Regions from separate parts of the Mus musculus genome. Here regions 2 and 3 are each linked to region 1. A link is a loop called in an ENCODE intact Hi-C map of the cell type or tissue named here. Cell type or tissue: heart. All regions are shown on one strand. Each heading gives the region's core, and the rest is flanking DNA. Links, peaks and the distances in the headings are about the cores only.

What was found. Peaks named below come from ENCODE experiments on the same cell type or tissue, not always from the same donor. Only the 100,000 strongest peaks of a DNase experiment are listed, where the experiment ranks them.
Region 2: it touches region 1 in a loop (2.5-fold over the local background); 3 of 42 quality-filtered maps call a loop at or near these places.
Region 3: a loop joins it to region 1, with 2.5 times the contacts of the local background. A loop is called at or near these places in 5 of 42 quality-filtered maps.

Annotation. Positions count from the first base shown.
Region 1 is chr16:23,148,333-23,154,054 of GRCm38, forward strand. The region is part of intron 1 of Adipoq (adiponectin, C1Q and collagen domain containing); the gene reads left to right. Among named protein-coding and RNA genes, the nearest start is that of Adipoq, 4.7 kb to the left of the region's middle. In heart, for the core only: a CTCF peak has its summit at 3,261; a DNase peak (open chromatin) is centred at 3,269.
Region 2 is chr16:23,330,419-23,336,140 of GRCm38, forward strand. The region is part of intron 5 of St6gal1 (beta galactoside alpha 2,6 sialyltransferase 1); the gene reads left to right. Among named protein-coding and RNA genes, the nearest start is that of Gm30814, 6.6 kb to the left of the region's middle. In heart, for the core only: no CTCF peak of the experiment used is centred there; a DNase peak (open chromatin) is centred at 2,533.
Region 3 is chr16:23,270,087-23,275,808 of GRCm38, forward strand. All of the region lies in intron 2 of St6gal1 (beta galactoside alpha 2,6 sialyltransferase 1), which reads left to right. Among named protein-coding and RNA genes, the nearest start is that of BC106179, 47 kb to the left of the region's middle. In heart, for the core only: no CTCF peak of the experiment used is centred there; DNase peaks (open chromatin) are centred at 675, 1,915, 2,215, 2,655 and 1 weaker place; H3K4me3 peaks cover 247 bases; H3K27ac peaks cover 2,177 bases.

The DNA of each region.
Region 1 (5,722 bases), core at 238-5,237:
TTGTTTCTTCTGCTCGTCCACCCACCGTCAGCCTCAGGAGACTGTGATCGCCACCGCATCTTGCTTTTTATGGGAGATCCAGGGGTTGAATTCAGGCTGTCATCCTTGCCCAGGAAGTGCGTTCTCCTTAGCCCTCATTTTTGTCATTTTCCAAGGAGGTTACAGAGATAAACATTCCAGCTGCTTGTCAACTCAGAGGACCGGTAGTCCCCATGTGCTCTGCTAAAGTCAGGAGGTGCTATCTTTTGGAAAGCAAAGGCTTCAATCAGGAGCTCGCCCTACAAGCTTCATGGAGGGATGCTCTGCTTTGCTGGTTTCTTGAGAGTGTACAAGTGTGTGCACACATATATACCGGACATGAGAATGCTACCGACTTTCCAAAGGCTGAGTGACACCTTCCAGATAATCTTAGGAGCTAGACAGAGGTGCCTGAGCTCCTGGCACAGCCATTTATGATTGGGTTGTGCCATTGTGAAATTACAAATATTAACTTAATTTTTATCTGGTTTTGCTTGTTTATTGTGTGCTTCTGAGGTTTGAGCTTAGGGCTTCATACACATTGGGCAAATGCCCCTCCACTGAGCTCTACCCTCGGGTACCACTTCATGAGTGAAGGTGAAAACAACCAACAGGCCAGGTGTCCAGCACACAGAGCGCTTCCATGAGGATGTAGGAAATGCACTCAGTCTTTCTGTTTCTACAAGCAAGGATGGGAGGTCCTGGAGTTGCTTTTGGCTCTGGCATTTCTCTGTGTTTTGTTGTCTTTACTGGCTGGGGGCGTTGACCTCTTCTCTCTCTCCTTGTAGCCTAATCTCTGCCAGTCCCAGAGGAAACTCCAGTCTTGAATTTCACAAGATTCTGGATGTTGGTGCTAAAATGCCAGCAGGTCAAAGAGGAATTTCACATCCCCTTCACTATACAGTGGTCCTGAAACATGCAGCCATCCCTCTGCATAACTCATGTGTGGTTTGCTAGGAAGGCCAGTGGGTCATTGGATGACATGTTCATTTTTTAAACATTTTGAGACAGGGTTTCTCTGTATAACAAATAGCAGAGCTCTCTCTATCGACCAGGCTGGCCTCAAAGTCACATCGATCAGCCTGCCTCTGCCTTCCAAGTGCTGGGATTAAAGGTGTGCACCACCACGCCTGGTCCTACCTGGTTGCTTCTTATTTTGGCAGAAATGACCAAACCTTTCCCTCTCCCAGATGTCTCAGCTGTCGGTCTTCCCCTTAAGGCTGTGTGAGTGAAGTGAAACTCAGCAGCTGTCCACAGTGGGTTGATACGTTAATATTTGTTTACTTTCCTTCTCTCACAAACGTGTACGGTATTTTGTAAGTTTGTAAACTACTCCGCACTTTCTGCCAACTGGGTCTTATGATATTATTGTGAAATCACATTTCTAGGCAAAGAGCATAAAGCCAGGGAGGCAAATAGGGGCAGAATGAGGAGGGGGCTGGCAAGCTAGGCCATTGGATTGACAGTCTCTGGTCTCTCACCCTTTCCCCATGGGGAAGGGTACTAAAAGGCAGGGTATGTGACGGTAGTATGTTTCTCTTCCCCGTCTGTGCCAGAGGTTATCTAGCCAGGACTCTACTTCCACGGGTTCTGTTGGATCTAGATTATCACTCAAGCACCCAGCAGCCCCAGTTCCTCACCCCTAAGTCAGAGCAGTCCTAAGTGACAGCCATTGCTCACTGGCTTACTCCAGACACCCCCCTAGGCATGGTTCATGGAGTCTGTCGCTTAGTCTTCCAACAAACACATAAAGGGCAAAACTGATTGTTTGTACCCGAGCATGCATCTTTTTGAGTAACCCCCCCCCCCAGTATTGTCTCCAAAACGGCTGTGGTTATTCAATGAGATGGTGGAACAAAGGCTTTCCAAATGCAAAGCATTATACTGGATCCTTGCTGTCTACCTCCAACACCTATCTACAATGTTTCTTTTGTAACATGCTCTAGCTGTAGATTCATCTCTTGCACTTGGTTCCATTCAGTAGTGTTTCCTTATAGAAACAGAAGTCTTTCAAAGTCAGAGTGCAACATTTGCTTTGTCTACATAAAGAACAGAAACAATGTGGAATATTTTTTTTTTTAAAAAAGAGGCATTCTGTGTTGTCCTTCATGGGTATCCAGACCTGACTTTACATCCAGAACTCGGTGAAAGAGAAGCCTTCAGTGAGATCTGTCCTTATCAGCCAAAGGCTTAGGGGCTGGAGAGAGAGCTCAGCAGCTAACAGTATCTGCAGAGGAAATTTCACAAAGAACCTGGTTCACAACTGTCTTTAACTTAGTTCCAGGGGATCCAATGCCTTCTGCCCTCCGTGGGTACCTGTACATAGGTGTATACCCCCATGAATATTCAAATAATTAAAAAATAAAAATAAATCTTTAAAAAGAACAGCTAAGGGTGTGCAGCGCTTAGTACTTCAGTCCCATGGCACTCGGGGAATCCCAGAACAACCATACCTGTAAGTAGAGAAAAGCATTAAGGACATGGAGGCGTGGGGGAAGAATGTGTTTTTAGATGAGAAAGATTATTGGTTTTTCAGTAGAGAGAGAGAACTGAAAACTCTAGAGTTCTGTCTCTTCCTTCCTCCCCAGCATTAGGGATCTGTTTTGAGCTACCCTTTGTCTTTGGGGCCCTCCTTACCTGCCTCCATTTCAAGCATTTTGGTGTCTTTCTTATTTCCCCATGGAAAAGATTGGTGCTTCTTAGATTCTTGAGTTGAAGTTTTCAGGAATATGATTGCTGGAGCTGTAAGAAGGGCAGAGTTGACATAAGACACACAATATTAAAAGTCTCAGAGCAATGGCGGGCAAGATGACTCAGTGAGTAAAGATGCTGAACCTAATGGCCTGAGTTCATTCCCCAGGACACAGTTGGTAGAAGGAGAGAACTGACTTCCACAGGTGTTCTCTAACTTCTGTGGGTACACACACACACACACACACACACACACACACACCACACCACTACACACCACACACCACACCACTACACACCACACACACACACACACACACCACACCATACACACACACACACACACACACACACACACACACACACACACACACACACACACACATTAACCAACCAACCAACCAACCAACCAACCAATAGACTGACTGACTGACTGACTGACTGACTGACTGTGATAAGAAAGTTCCAGGGCAAGCTCTGCTTCATTTTCTTTGTAGCAGTTTCTGAGACTGGGTTTTTGATCACTCCAGATTCAGTAGATGGCGACAGAGGCACTCAGAGACATTATGAGCCAATCTAGGGCAGACTCCTGCTCTCCAAGAGCAATGCTAGGGCAGTTGTTTCTGGCTCACTCCTCCCCACACCTGCCAGTTCCAATTTGTGTACGGTCAAACTAGAATTGGGTATTTAAAGAATGATGCTCCAAGGCAACAGGGAGTGCAAGGCTGAATTTAATCAAAGGCATTTAAAATGATCTTATGCCACAGTTTATAGCACCATTAAAAGAAAGTCACAGGTACAGCAAAGAGTGATATTATATAGAGAGAGTGAAAATACAAACCAGGGTAATACCAAATCCTTCCAAGAATAAGAGCTGTTTATTGCTTGGAATCAAGGAAAATGTCAACAGAACTAAGCAAATAAAGGACAGACTCCCTGTACACCTGGGAATGAGGACAGACAGACAGAAGGATGATCTGCACCTAGAGGGCAAGTCACAGCAGTGTGACGTAAGAAGACAAAATGGTGACACACGCTCACACAATCGCCTGCAGAGATGTTAATAAGGGACGGGATGTAGCTCGGTGGCAGAGCAGTTGCCTCGAAGAGATGAGTAGAGAGGCCCTGGGTTTGAGTCTCAGCACTGTGGGTGCAGAGAACAATAACCTCCACATAAAACCAGCCAAACGTTACAGGAACTGGGCCCGCTGGTACACCCACGTAATCCCACATCAGGGAGGCCAACGCACGAGGAGTACCCTGAGGGTGAGGCCAATTTGGGCCATAGACAAAGGCTCTATATTAAAAAAGGGTAAAGCTTAAAAAGAAAAGTCTATGTAGTGGTGCTTGTTTTGTAATCCCAACACTTGAGAGGTGGCAATGAGGCCATCATGACTTCAAGGTCATCTTAAATCCAGTGATGGAGTCTTTGAGGCTTGACTGGGTTCCATGAAACTCATTCTCAAAATAGTGCTCCCCCAAAAGACCCCAAATCAAAACATATCCAAGGCACAACAGTGCAGAAGAAACACTTTGTGACCCCAGTAAATTAACTGACAGGAACTTAACGAGGATCTTAGAAATGACTGAAGAATGAAGATCATTTATTTTGCTCACTAAATTTAACAGTTAAAACAGATGTTTTCTTTTGCTTTTGTTTTGGTTTTTGGTTTTTGAGACAGAAAATCCATATCACTCTGACTGTCCTGGAAGTCACTATGCAGACCAGGCTGGTTTCAAACTCACAAAGATACACTTGCCTCTGCCTCCCAAGTGCTGGGATTAAAGGCTTGTGTCATCCTGCTTGGCTAGTAGTACACTTTTTAAAACTGAGACTACCCAAAGCTGGCAAGAGTAATTCAGCTAGGCCTGCTTATTTTTTTCTTTGCTGTGCTGAGGAAGGAATCCAGGTCCTTGATTATGCGAGGGCAGTGCCCTGCTACAGAGTGACACCCTCAGCCCGAGATAGGTCTTTGTGTGCATACACTCATGTTCTCTTGGGTGGCAGCATCGTTTCTTGTAATGTTGGTATGTATGTTAAATGACTTTAAAGAGAGGCTGAGAGAGAGACAGCTCAGCAGTTTAGAGAGCATGTTACTCTTCCAGAGGATCTGAGTTCGGTTCCCAGCACTGAAAGTGGGCAGCTCACAACTGACTGGTGCTTCACTCCTGTACACAGATCACACACACACACACACACACACACACACACACACACACACTCGAATGAAAATAAAATTAAATCTTTTTAAAAGACTTAAAAACGTTTAGGTGGGCTGGAGAAACAGCTCACAATTAAGACCTTGCACTTGCTTTTCCAGAGGACTCAGGTTTGGGTCCTAGTACCCACATGGTGCCTCACAACGATCCATAACTCCAGTTCCAGGAAATCCTCTTCGGGGCCTCCTTGGGCTCACACACACACACACACACACACACACACACACACACACACACACACACACACACTTTCTCTCTCTCTCTCTTCTCACAATCGCACACACAGAATCATTCACACACACATAAATTAAAAACAAAATGTCTTTTTTTTACAAAAAGGTTAATCAGGGCATAGTGGCATATGCCTTTAATTCCTCCACTTGGGAGACAGAGGCAAGTGGATCTCTGAGTTCTAGGTCAGCCTGGACTGCAGAGCAAGTTCCAGAGCAGTCAAGGTTACAACAGAGAAACCTTGCCTCAAAAACCCAAGAGGACAAAAAGTTTAGATTTCTGGGCCCAATCATTTATATCTGGGAATATATCATAATAGAAAGATAAGTTTTTTAGAAAAGCTGCCTGCCTGAAAACAGCTTTGATTGATTGATTCTTTTTAAATCAATACATATCATTTGTTGCAGATTATAAAATATTTTGAAGTAGACATAAGCTAAAAAATAGAAACCAAGTTTAAAAGAACTACAGATATTTTGGCCGTATCCACTCTATGGACTGGCAATGCATATATTTAAAATGATCATAAAAGCTAGAAAATGACAAGGCTGAAACACAGGAG
Region 2 (5,722 bases), core at 179-5,178, 180 kb after region 1:
TCCACTGGTTTTCTTCTCATGCCCCAGACACAGGAAATCTGAGCTAGAGAGGACAAAGCCCTACAATTCCAGCTGGGGTTTATGTCAAATTTAGGTATCTGTAAAGAGATGTCACGTAGGCATTTACAAGAGAAAGAGAGAGAGAGACAGACAGACAGAGAGATGGAGAGACAGACAGACAGACAGACAGAGACAGAGAAAGACAAACAGACAGAGGCAGAGTTTCATCAAAGTGTATGTCTTGTAGTTGAGGTAGGAGAAGAGGAAGTCTGCTAAAAGGAATTTCAAACACAGAAAACCTTTGTCCCTAAGGAATGTATCGGCCTGTTAAGTGAACCAAGGGAAGAAGGTAATTTTAACAATGAAAGTATCTTAAGAATACAGTAACAAGATGGTATAATTATAGTTCAGTAGCCTACAAGAGTGGCTTTCCACAGTGTTGGGATTTATTGGATGCCAGTAAATTCATACTGTAGCCAAAGCTACAGTGGTTCCAATGGCAGTAACTTACCAGGTAATTCCTGCTTTCTTTGGCAGCCCTAGCCAGAGCAAACGTGGGTTCTTTTATCCTTATCTTAATTTTTAACATTGACTTTCAAGTCACACATTTCATATCACACAAAATATATATCTGTCTATCTATCTATCTATCTATCTATCTATCTATCTATCTATCATCTATCTATCTTTCTATCATCTATCTACTATCTATCCATTTATTTATCCATCATATAGCTACCTATCTCTATCTATCTATCTATCTATCTATCTATCTATCTATCTATCTATCTATTCATCTATCTATTTATATATCATCTATCTATCTATCTATCTATCTATCTATCTATCTATCTATCTATCTATCTACGTGTGTATGTGAAGAGGTTGAAGAGTGACTGAAAGAACTAAATGGCTATTGCAGGGGTGTTCATAGGTTTATGAAGGCCTACGACGGGGAAATTGATAGAAATGTAAGGGGCAAGATATCAGTGTTAGGCTTCAGGGTCAGAACTGAGCTATAGAGTCTAGTGGAGCTGTATAGACAAAAGGGCAGGAGCAGGTCAAGATGAATGAACAGGCAGGTGGGCAGGTCTGGGTGGGAGAAGAGAATGTAGGTAGATGGTAATTCTGTTAGACTATCAAAAGCAGGACTAAACCAAGCTGAACCCTGGAGAACAATGGCGAGATCTGCCAGTTGGTCCTTTGACATGCATACTAGGGTGGTCAGCAGCTGACAGGTTGCTGGGGGTCACTGCCACTGTAGTTTTAAGTGTTTGCCTCGCTATGATCTAGTGTATCCAGTAAGTTTTCTGGTCTGATTTACCTGATATGCCTTTAAGATACCTATGTTATGCCCTTCCTTCTCAATTCACTCTGATAAATTGACAGGGTGGCACCCTTCCTACTCCCAGGAATAAATCGTTCATCAGTCTGTGCATGTGAGTGGTGCCGGACATGTCCACACTGGTACAGAGTCATCCTCCCTCCTCAAGATGGTGTCAAAACCTCCTTGAGAATGGATTCTCTCAGGATGGCACAGACTGATAGACCACTGTTTTACACAATGCAGGGTAACTTGGAGCAGGGCACTGGCGTTTCTATTCTTTTCATGGTGTAGATGAGATGGAGCTGAGTAAATTTAAAAACCAACACAGGTAGAAAGGAAGCCTCTGGGGAGGTGCCCAGGAGGAAGCCCCCCCCAAGCCTGTCTCCCTCCTAGACCACCACTGTGACCAGTAGAGATGACACTATTTTGGGACTTATAGGTCTTAGGTGACTTAGAGCTTCAGGTTTAAATGGGAAACTGGTTAATTTGGGTCAATCTGTGCTGTTAGCATCTATAAGCCCCCACTTCCCATTCTTAACTCCAGGACACGGCAGCTGTGTACACAGTCCTAGATTAGTCTAGATAGAGATCAGGTCTTGCTAATTGCTGTTTGTTATCACAGGGATAAAAGCTCAGAGTAGATGGCCAAGGTCATCACTACACTTCCTCCTTATTGTTAAAAGCAGCTTCCTCTCTGGCAAAGATTTTAAAGCCCAGATCTCCCCCTCTTTACCCTTTTAGGAGACAGATATTGAAAACTAGTTCATTTAAAACAGCATAACGGGACATTTGACTTCGTTTTATTATTACTACAAATACATGAGACATTCAGTTTACAAGGAGAAAATGCTGGGGCTAGAGAGAAGACTCACTGGTTAGCAGTGTGCACTGGTCCAGTAGAGGACCCGAGTTGGGTCCCCAGCATCTATGCCAAGTGGCTCACAAGGGTCATCTTAGAAGACGCTGAGCTCTGAGGGCTCTAGTGCTCATGCACACACACCTCTAGATGCAATTTAAAATGATAATAAATCTTAAGAACAAGAAAATATTTACTTTGGCTCCCAGTTACATGAGAGCCTGTGCTGAGACAGCACGCCATTGCTCACTTTGTGTACGGGACTAGAGAAAGGGGAAGTCCAAGTGCTCTCTTCCAAGACTCGTTCCTAACAAACAAAGGCATCTCACTGGGCTATCCCACCCTTCAATGTTAGTCATAGGCAGGGAGGAGATTCTGGCAATGGAACACTCATCAGAAGCATCTTGTTAACTGACCCAGCCGAAGAGAAAGGGAACTGGACTGGTTCGCATCAGCTTCCAGCAAGCCCAGGCCTTGAAGTCATTTGGAACAGTTTGTCCACAGCTGATTTCTAGGTGGTATCTGTCAGCAAGGTGGAAATCTGCTAAATCAGATATAGACTAGGGATAGAAGTTAAAGTCAAGAAACTTAAAGGAAAAAAATATTACATTTGTAGCTTTCAGGACCCTAGTCCTGGTGGTTAGGGGAGGAATCCCAAAGTGGGGGGGAGTTGAGTTGGGGAGGGAGTGATATAGGCACAGACAACTAGGGTGTACTTATCTAGAGTCTGTTTGATCTGTGAGAGGTAGATCCAAAACGGAACGACTTCCACAACTCCCTGAAGTATTTTTGATTTTTTTTTTTAGTTTAAAAAAAGAGATAAAAATTTTAGATTTGATAGCGTTATCATTGTTCACAATCCGCACTGAAATCCACATTGTAGAAAAAGCAGCTAATTCTGTAAACAGAGTAGAAGCATGCTTATGAGCTAGCAGAAGCGATGGGTTTGCCTTAAAAAGTATGGACATTTGCTTCTCTGTCCAGAGGGCTGGGTACCCAGATTGAGCCGAGATGGTTTTAGCCCGGTCAGAAGCAGACAACCAAAGGAAACGTCAGATCTTGAGCTTGTGACTAGTAATGGTAATCCGTGCTTTACCAGTTTATCAGAATTCCGTTAATCGATGTTAGAACTCTGAACTTCTGAGATCTTAGTATAACAACAACATCATAGAAGGGGACGGAAATTTGAAACATTTTGTATTCTCTCATTTTTTTCATATATCTTAAATAACTTCCTAAGGCCTTCAGAACTTACACAATATTTTACATCCACAGAAGTTGCTTTCTTAGACCCCTGTAACTTACATAGACTTCACATCCCTTTCTTTCCGATATAAATCATTTGACAGAGACATAAGTAGTTATTACTGAGAGCTGTGACTGCAGATGGTAAAGGGGGGAAGGGGATGTTGATATCATTAGACTACTTCCTGCTGATTGGGGCACCAAGTTCCTTGGGGCATGTCTAATCTTCATTGTCAGGATATCTCCAACCAGCCAATAGCAGCAGCAAGGGCAGCAGCTGCTGCCACCTCTCTTGGGGCTGAATATCCGAATTGGTATTCTTTTAGTATCAGAATAAAACTTTGAGTCATAAATACAGTTCACAGGGACACTGGGAACTTACTTCCCCAGGCCTTCCATGGCGCACCATTACAGATTGTCACAGTTCCTTAGGTGACTCTTATCTAAATAGCTAACGATTAACAAAGTTGGCACAGACTAAGAGACTAGGCGTCCATTCTTTGGTCAGTCTCTGTCAGCCTGGATAGTCCCTGGTTAGGAAGACATTCCATGGTCTCTTTGCCAGACTGCTTAGGTCACTGACTTACTGCATCCCATGATAGGAATATTCTAGGTTCCTCTGTTTGGTGCTGATAGCTGCAGCTCTAATTCGTTAGCCATTCATTCATTCATTACTTATTTATTTGAAGATTACATATTAATAAACTGGGCCGTGGTGGAGGACATTTTTAATCCCAGTACTTGGAGGGCAGAAGCAGGCAGATCTGTGTGAATCTGAGTCCAGCCTGGTCTACAAAGCGAGTTCCAGGTCAGCCAGGGCTGTTACACAAAGAAACCCTGTCTTAAAAAAACCAACCAAACAACCAAACAAACAAAACAAAATGAAAACAAACAAACAAAACCAAAAAAAATCCCCAAAGAGCATATTAGTCGACATCTAATATAAAGCATTTTAGAAACTTAAAATATGGGCTGGTGAGATGGCTCAGTGGGTAAGAGCACCCGACTGCTCTTCCAAAGGTCCAGAGTTCAAATCCCAGCAACCACATGGTGGCTCACAACCATCCGCAACAAGATCTGACTCCCTCTTCTGGAGTGTCTGAAGACAGCTACAGTGTACTTAATATATACTGATGAGTGTTCCATTGCCAGAATCTCCTCCCTGCCTATGACTAACATTGAAGGGTGGGATAGCCCAGTGAGATGCCTTTGTATATTAAGTATTAATATATATTAATAAATAAATCTTTAAAAAAAAAGAAACTTAAAATATCTCATAGCCTTATAAATGTAAATATTTAAAGGAAATATCTAACTTTTTAATTTAAAGTTTCAAAACTCCTAAATTTCCCTTTTAAAAAAAGTTAAAAATCTGTCTATTGTAAACTCCAATAATATATATATATATAAATACTCTATTTTATTGTAAGAGAGACAAAACAGGGCACAGCCACAGTGGGGACAAAGCAAAACCAAACTCCAACAGTGCAAACAACTCAATGTTCAGTGTCTGGGATTCACTCATCTGGGCTTCCCCTAAGGGCTTGGGTCCCCTCTGTGGCCCCACCCTGGGCAGCACACACAGACAGGCACACACAGCAGGTCTCCTAGGCTCCAGCTGGCTCTGTTTCTGGCTGCCTCCATCCCGATGGGGGACAGCAGCTAAGATGGCAACAGACAAGCCACATGTTGCTTATAGCCCAAGATGGCATCATACCATATGGTTCCTTTAAGGTTACCTATGTATAGATTTTTAACTGTCAACCTCTCATGTTACAAATTTTAAGTTAACTTTTTTTTTTGTTACAGATTTTACAGATTTTTAACCATACCCAGTAAACATACAAATTTTGAGGTACAGAAAGTTTACATAATGAATAGTCTTACAGATCTTGAGCTAAGGTTTACATCTTAGCAAAAGTTTTAGGCAGTTAAATGAAACCAATAATCTAATTCCTGTTGTTGTTTTGCTTTGCTCTCCCATCTCTGTCACAAAGTCAAGTGGCCTGTCTGACAGAGGACAATTGGAGGTTACCCAAGCATGCTTGGGTCTACAGGAGGGAGAGTCATAGCCCACTCCAGAGTCAACTTTTCAATAAAGTAGAGCAACATTAAACAACTTTAATATTATCCATACCCAAAAGATATTTGAATCCCTGCCAAACTGAATCCAGTGACAGGAAAGCTTAAAGATAAGAAATGCAGAGCCCTGGCCATCAAAGCCATTGAGGCAAGTGGCATTGGTGGTGACTGGTGTTTCCAGAGACAGCAAAAACAAAGCCAGCAGCACACAC
Region 3 (5,722 bases), core at 179-5,178, 120 kb after region 1:
AGATAGACTTGATGACAGGCTGGCTCAGCTCTGTATGGAAGGACTAGAAGCCCGTTCATGGGTGCCTGCTCCCATGCATTGCCTGGGGGTGAGGGATGGTGTTCTTCGCACATCACATTCTTGAATGAATCTTTACACTGTGTGGCATCATTCCACATCTTCCTGCTGAGGGAACTGAGGCTGTTGAGGGAGCAAAGTGTGTGCTGACTGTGCCGTGGGTACTGAGCCTGGGGGGTCTCTTCCTATATAGCCCACACTACTTAAGTTATTGGTCCTTCATGAGTAAGTGCATTGCTCTCTTAGGCCCAGAGAGTGCAAGAACAAAGGGCATGCAAGTCCTCTGAGCCTCTCACCCCCTGGTGGCCCCCCCCCCTTCTGTCTCAGGCAATTGTACCTCTGTAGTTTGCTATTGCCAAGTGGTAATCCCTGGCTCAGTTCACCACTGGGCCGATAAGTCACAGGGGCTGTATTCCCCTGTTTCTTGCCCCCACAGCATTCCTTTGAAGTCCCTGGTGTCACGGAATGCCTGTGCTTGCGCCCCTCCCTCTCACCCCTAGCTATTTCCTCTAGCCTCCCCCAGAGAGCTCCAAGTCCCTCCAGATAAAGGTGAGTTACTCTGGCCACCCCCACCCTCAGCCCCAGGGAGAATTTTGACACAGTGTTTCCACTTGTCATTTCAGACTGTTTGCCAGAGTTTGCGGAAAAAGGCCTGTATTATTAATGCCTTCTCTGGGAACAGCTGCGCCTGCCAGGCTGTCATGTGAGACCTCTGAAAAGGACTCAGTGTGAGGCCTAGAGATCTTCTGGATCCACTGGGTCAGAGGAAACTTGATCCTGTGGAGGCTGAGAACGTGGGGGTGGGGTGGGATGAGGGGGGAGGGGGGTAAGGGGGGAGGGCGTAGGGGAAGAGGGGAGGCAGAAAGTATTTGGAAGCATTCTTCTGTCTCCCGTGGAGACAGAGCAGCCCTGTGCCTCTGGGTCCAGACTACACCTGCTCCCTAGTGGGGCTCTTTGAAGCCTCACCAAGATAGAAACAGAGACATTGATAATTGGTTTAGCAACAGAGAGGCATGGCTGCTTACAGCACCCATTTTGAATGAAATTAGCTTTAGTGCTCAGAAACTGGCTCTAGGGTAGGGATGGTTTGTGTGTGTGTGTGTCTGTGTGTCTCTCTGTGTGTGTCTCTGTGTATGTATGTGTCTCTGTGTGTCTGAGTGTGTGTGTGTTTGTGTGTGTGTGTGGTGGTGGTGGTAAAGGTCAGTGGTGGGATGCAAACCTGGGTTTGAATTGTTCAGGTTCCTTTTGGGACTTTGGTGCTTCTAGACACAACATAGTGTTTCTCAGGTTGATCCTGTAGTTGTTCCTGTTGCTGAGTTTTAGGCTGAGCTCCTGAGCCCTAACAGCCTGGGAAGGGAATCAGAGATGTAGCAACACAAATTGGTGTTTGGGAGCTAATATGGATGAGGCTTAAATAGGTGTCAAGGAGCATACGGAACTAAGCAGTCCTAGACAGGGAGTTCTTTATCTCCATCTCCTGTTCTCTCAGTTTGTCTCCCCATGTTTACCCTTCCTACAGGAGACAGCTTTCTCCTCTGCTTGTCCTCAGAAACTCAGCCTTTTCTTCTAGTTTAAGATCCTTGAGGGGAGTTCTGGATTCTTGGGGTCCATTGTTTCTGTAGTCTGACAGTCAATGTGATGGCCCCAAGTGTCCCTTTAGAATGTCCCCATTCTTCTCGGGGAGGTTACATTCTCCATTGTGTCTCATCTCTGTCCCCGACTAAGCCTGACATCCCTATGTAGGAATGAGTTCCACATCAGCTGGTCAGGGTGACACTGGCTGGGAGAGGGCGAGGGAGGGCCACAGCTTGCCTGCTATCTGCCACAATGGCACTTCACATTCCACCAAAGCTCCTCACAGTTTAGACCAGTGCCCTCAACCACCCTGACGCTGCCACCCTTTAACACAGTTCCTCATATGGTGGTGACCCCCGCCCCCCCAGCCATAAAAGTATTTTCGTTGCAACCTCATAACTGTAATTTTGCTATTGTTACGAATTGTAATGTAAACGTATTTTTGAGGAAGAGGTTTTAACAAAGAGGTCGAAAGCATGATGTCCCCTGCTTGGAGTGGAGCCAGTGATTCCTGGAGCAGAGGCCTCCTAGTAGTGGATCCGAGCTTCATGTTCTCCCAGTTTCCCCAGCCCTGACCACAACAGGTTCATACATGACTCAGTCTCTGCCTCGCTGTCTGTGGCTGGGCTTCCCCTTGCGCTGTTTAGTAAACTGTTCCTCCTTTAAAATGGGACAAAGTTTCCCTTTTTTAATTTCCTCTAGCAAAGGCGGCAGCACATCAGGTCTTACCCAAGAAGAAGGCTTTTTTCTTCACCCCACGCCTAAGCAGCAGAAGGTAGATCCTATGCCTTCCTGAAACCCCTGGACTTGGGACACATCTGTGTGATAGAAAGAATGATTTCTAAGTTGCATACTAATGTGTGAGTCACAACGGGACTACTTCTATCAAAATCCTAGGCTGAGTGCTTGAGAAAGAAGAGAAACAATAAGCTGTTTGATCTGAAGGCCAGGCACAGTACCAAAGCCTCCTCCCCACACCCTAACCCATGGTCCGCAGTGCTCAGCTGACTCGGGTCACTGCGGGGGAGTGCAGAGACGGGAACACAAGTTCCAAGGTCTTCCAGGAGAAGAGCCCCAGGAGGCAGGGCTGAGTACAGGTTTGAAGGAAGAGTGGGAGACTGGAATCTTTCCCCAAGGGAGTTGGGGGAAAGCCATGAAGGACAGGATAAAGCAGTGGCTAGAGGCAGCCCTAAGCAAACTTCCTTTCCTCCCTGTGGTGCTCAGGGGTACCTAGCTGGCTGGTGCCATTTCCTAAGAGCAGCAACAGGAACTGTGTCCAGGGCTCAACCTGGAGCCAAGACTGCTCATGTAGGCATTCTGCCCTGTTGGCCTATCCACATCCCCTGCTGCTGAGGCTTATGGGAAGTCCTCGAGTCAGCGCTTTATAGTCTGCAGTTGTCCAGGTCTGAGTTTAAGTCCTGGTCTCAGACACTCTCATGGCTAATTGGGCAGCACGGAGAAGAGCAAGCTAAGGTCCTGAGGCCCAGGGCTGCGGCTGACTCTGACCAGAGATTTTAGGAGCTGGGTATTGTGCAAGGTGCCCTTTAAAGCCCCTGTAAGCAAGTGCTGGTGACTCTGTGGAGTCCTACATGCACATTTAAACTTCAGCAAAGTTAAGCTACTCCAAGGAAGGTGACTAAATGATCAGGCTCGGTGTGGACCAGATATGCCGCTCTGTAACTACAGCGCCATTGCTTGCTAGTTGTCTAGTCCTAAGCCTCCTTGAATTTCTTGTTAAAAAGAAACCCAGCTGGGAAGAAGGGCGCCCTGGCAATAATAGTATCCCAGCTTTTAGGAATACTGCTCAGTAGCTTCTTTCCTGTAAAGGTATGGCTCATGGAAGGGCCCCATGTAAGCCAGTCTGTTATGATTGAAAATAAACTTTATGGTGAAAGTCTCTTAAAAAGTCATCCGTCCTAGGACTTGATCTAAAGGGGATGTAGAGTCTGGATTGTCAAGTTGTCATTCTGAATGTCTAAATCTCCTACCTATTTGTGAGTAGAATGAACTGTCTTCCGTAAACCCTATCACTTAGGATCAGGCTACCACGATCTGGGGGTGATGATCAGGAAGCTAGTTCTGCAGCCTGTATTCTGTGCACACAGGCCAAAGCAGGCCTTTCCCCCACCACGAGGTACGCCCCGGTATAGCTGGGTGGAGCAGTGTGCTAAATGAGGGCTAATAACATCTCATTCGAGCAGCCTGGTGGCACTGGATCCATTCAGGCAAACACATCTGACAGGTCGAGATAGAAGACCCTCTGTGAAGGATAGCAGGAGGTTTATGTTGGTGACATCTTTGTTTGCAGGCCAGTGTTTGCATTAAACAGGATTTTGGTTTGCTTGCACAAGAGCTCCAGTTCCATAAGTAATAGCAGGCTTCTGGCCTCGTCGTCGCTTTGACAGTCAGAGGCTGCAGTGAATAGGTCACTTCCAGGTGTCAGCCGTTGCTTCAGGTCCCCTGAGGTCTGTCCTGATGTGTGTAGGTTCTGAGCCTCTGTTTGAAGCCATGGCATGGGTCTTCAAGCACTTTGCTCTCATCAGTGACTCTGACGGACAGGGCCTTTTTGACTCATCTTTGTTCAAAGTTTTCAAGGCTCATCTTCTGTGTTATTCATTACAGAAGATACTTAGGGGACTTCCCCACCAGGATCCGGAGAGAGCTACCATTTCCTACCCTAGACCATGTTTCCAATTGCAGACTTGAGAAAACTCAGCAAAAGCTTTCCATAGAATAAGAACACTGCATTATAGCTAAAAGAAGCCCAAGGAAAGAGCATCCTGAGACATTTCCTTGCCAAAGATCCAGGATCACCTGAGAGCTAGGGTCCATCAGCAGTTTTGTTCTGAACACTGATGGGTGCTGGGCCCTTTCTCATTTAATTCTCAAAACAACTCTGTAATTCTGGTCATAGAATTCTTGCTTTATAAGCAAATAAGTTGAGGCCCAGAAAAGTGACCTTGGTTGCCCTGGGCAACAGGGCGATGAATGGCGCTGGCCTTCACACTGAGGCTCTGTGGCTTTGTTCATGTCATTTCCTGGAACCTTATCAACTCTTGCTTCTTTGAGTAAGAAGGAAACAAAGAAATGCTCTGATTGCTCTGAGAAAGTGAAGTTGTGAACAGATTGGATTTGGGGCTGGGGGTTTGGGTTCCATGTTCACACTGGAAGTCACAGGGTTTGATGCTCTGTCCCTAGCTAGTGGAATTATCTGGGAAGGATTAGGAGGTCTTGTTGGAGAAAGTATGTCACTGGGGGTGGGCTTTGATAATTCACAGACCCTTTCCAGGGTCAGTCTCTCTCTCTCTCTCTCTCTCTCTCTCTCTCTCTCTCTCTCTCCATGCTGCCTGTGGATCAGATGTCATCTCTTAGTCACTGTTTCAGTGCCACACCTCCCGGCTTGCTGCCATGCTCGCCACCATGATGAATGTGGACTAACCCTCTGAAACTGTAAGCAGGCCCCCAGTTAAATGCTTTCTTTTATAAGTTGCCTTGCGGGCTGGTGAGATGGCTCAGTGGTAAGAGCACCCGACTGCTCTTCCGAAGGTCCAGAGTTCAAATCCCAGCAACCACATGGTGGCTCACAACCATCTGTAATGAGATCTGACGCCCTCTTGTGGTGTGTCTGAAGACAACTACAGTGTACTTACATGTAATAAATAAATAAATAAATAAATCTTTAAAAAAAAAAAAAATAAGTTGCCTTGGCCATAGTAATTGGATAATAACTAAGACAGTGTCCAGCTATTGAGGAATATGTGCCTGCCACCGGGGTTCTGTAGCAAGGAAAAGAGAGCCAGGATGTGGCTTGCTGTTCAGGAGTGATGGCAGCTGGGCAGAGGTAGTTCGAGGAAGGAGAATGAGCAGGTAATCAACTTGGGACTGAAATAAACCTAAGCTTATTATACGTATAAGGAGCTCACCTGAGTCTCCATGTCTGTTTAATGTGCTCAAGGTATCTAGTGTGCAGATCTGATGGGATAGAAAGACATCTCACAGAAGTGGCATGGGAATCCGAGGGCTTTCTGCTGCTTGTCCACCCCATTGAGCTGGGACCTCCTCCCTCCTCCTTCCTTCCTGGTGTCCAGCA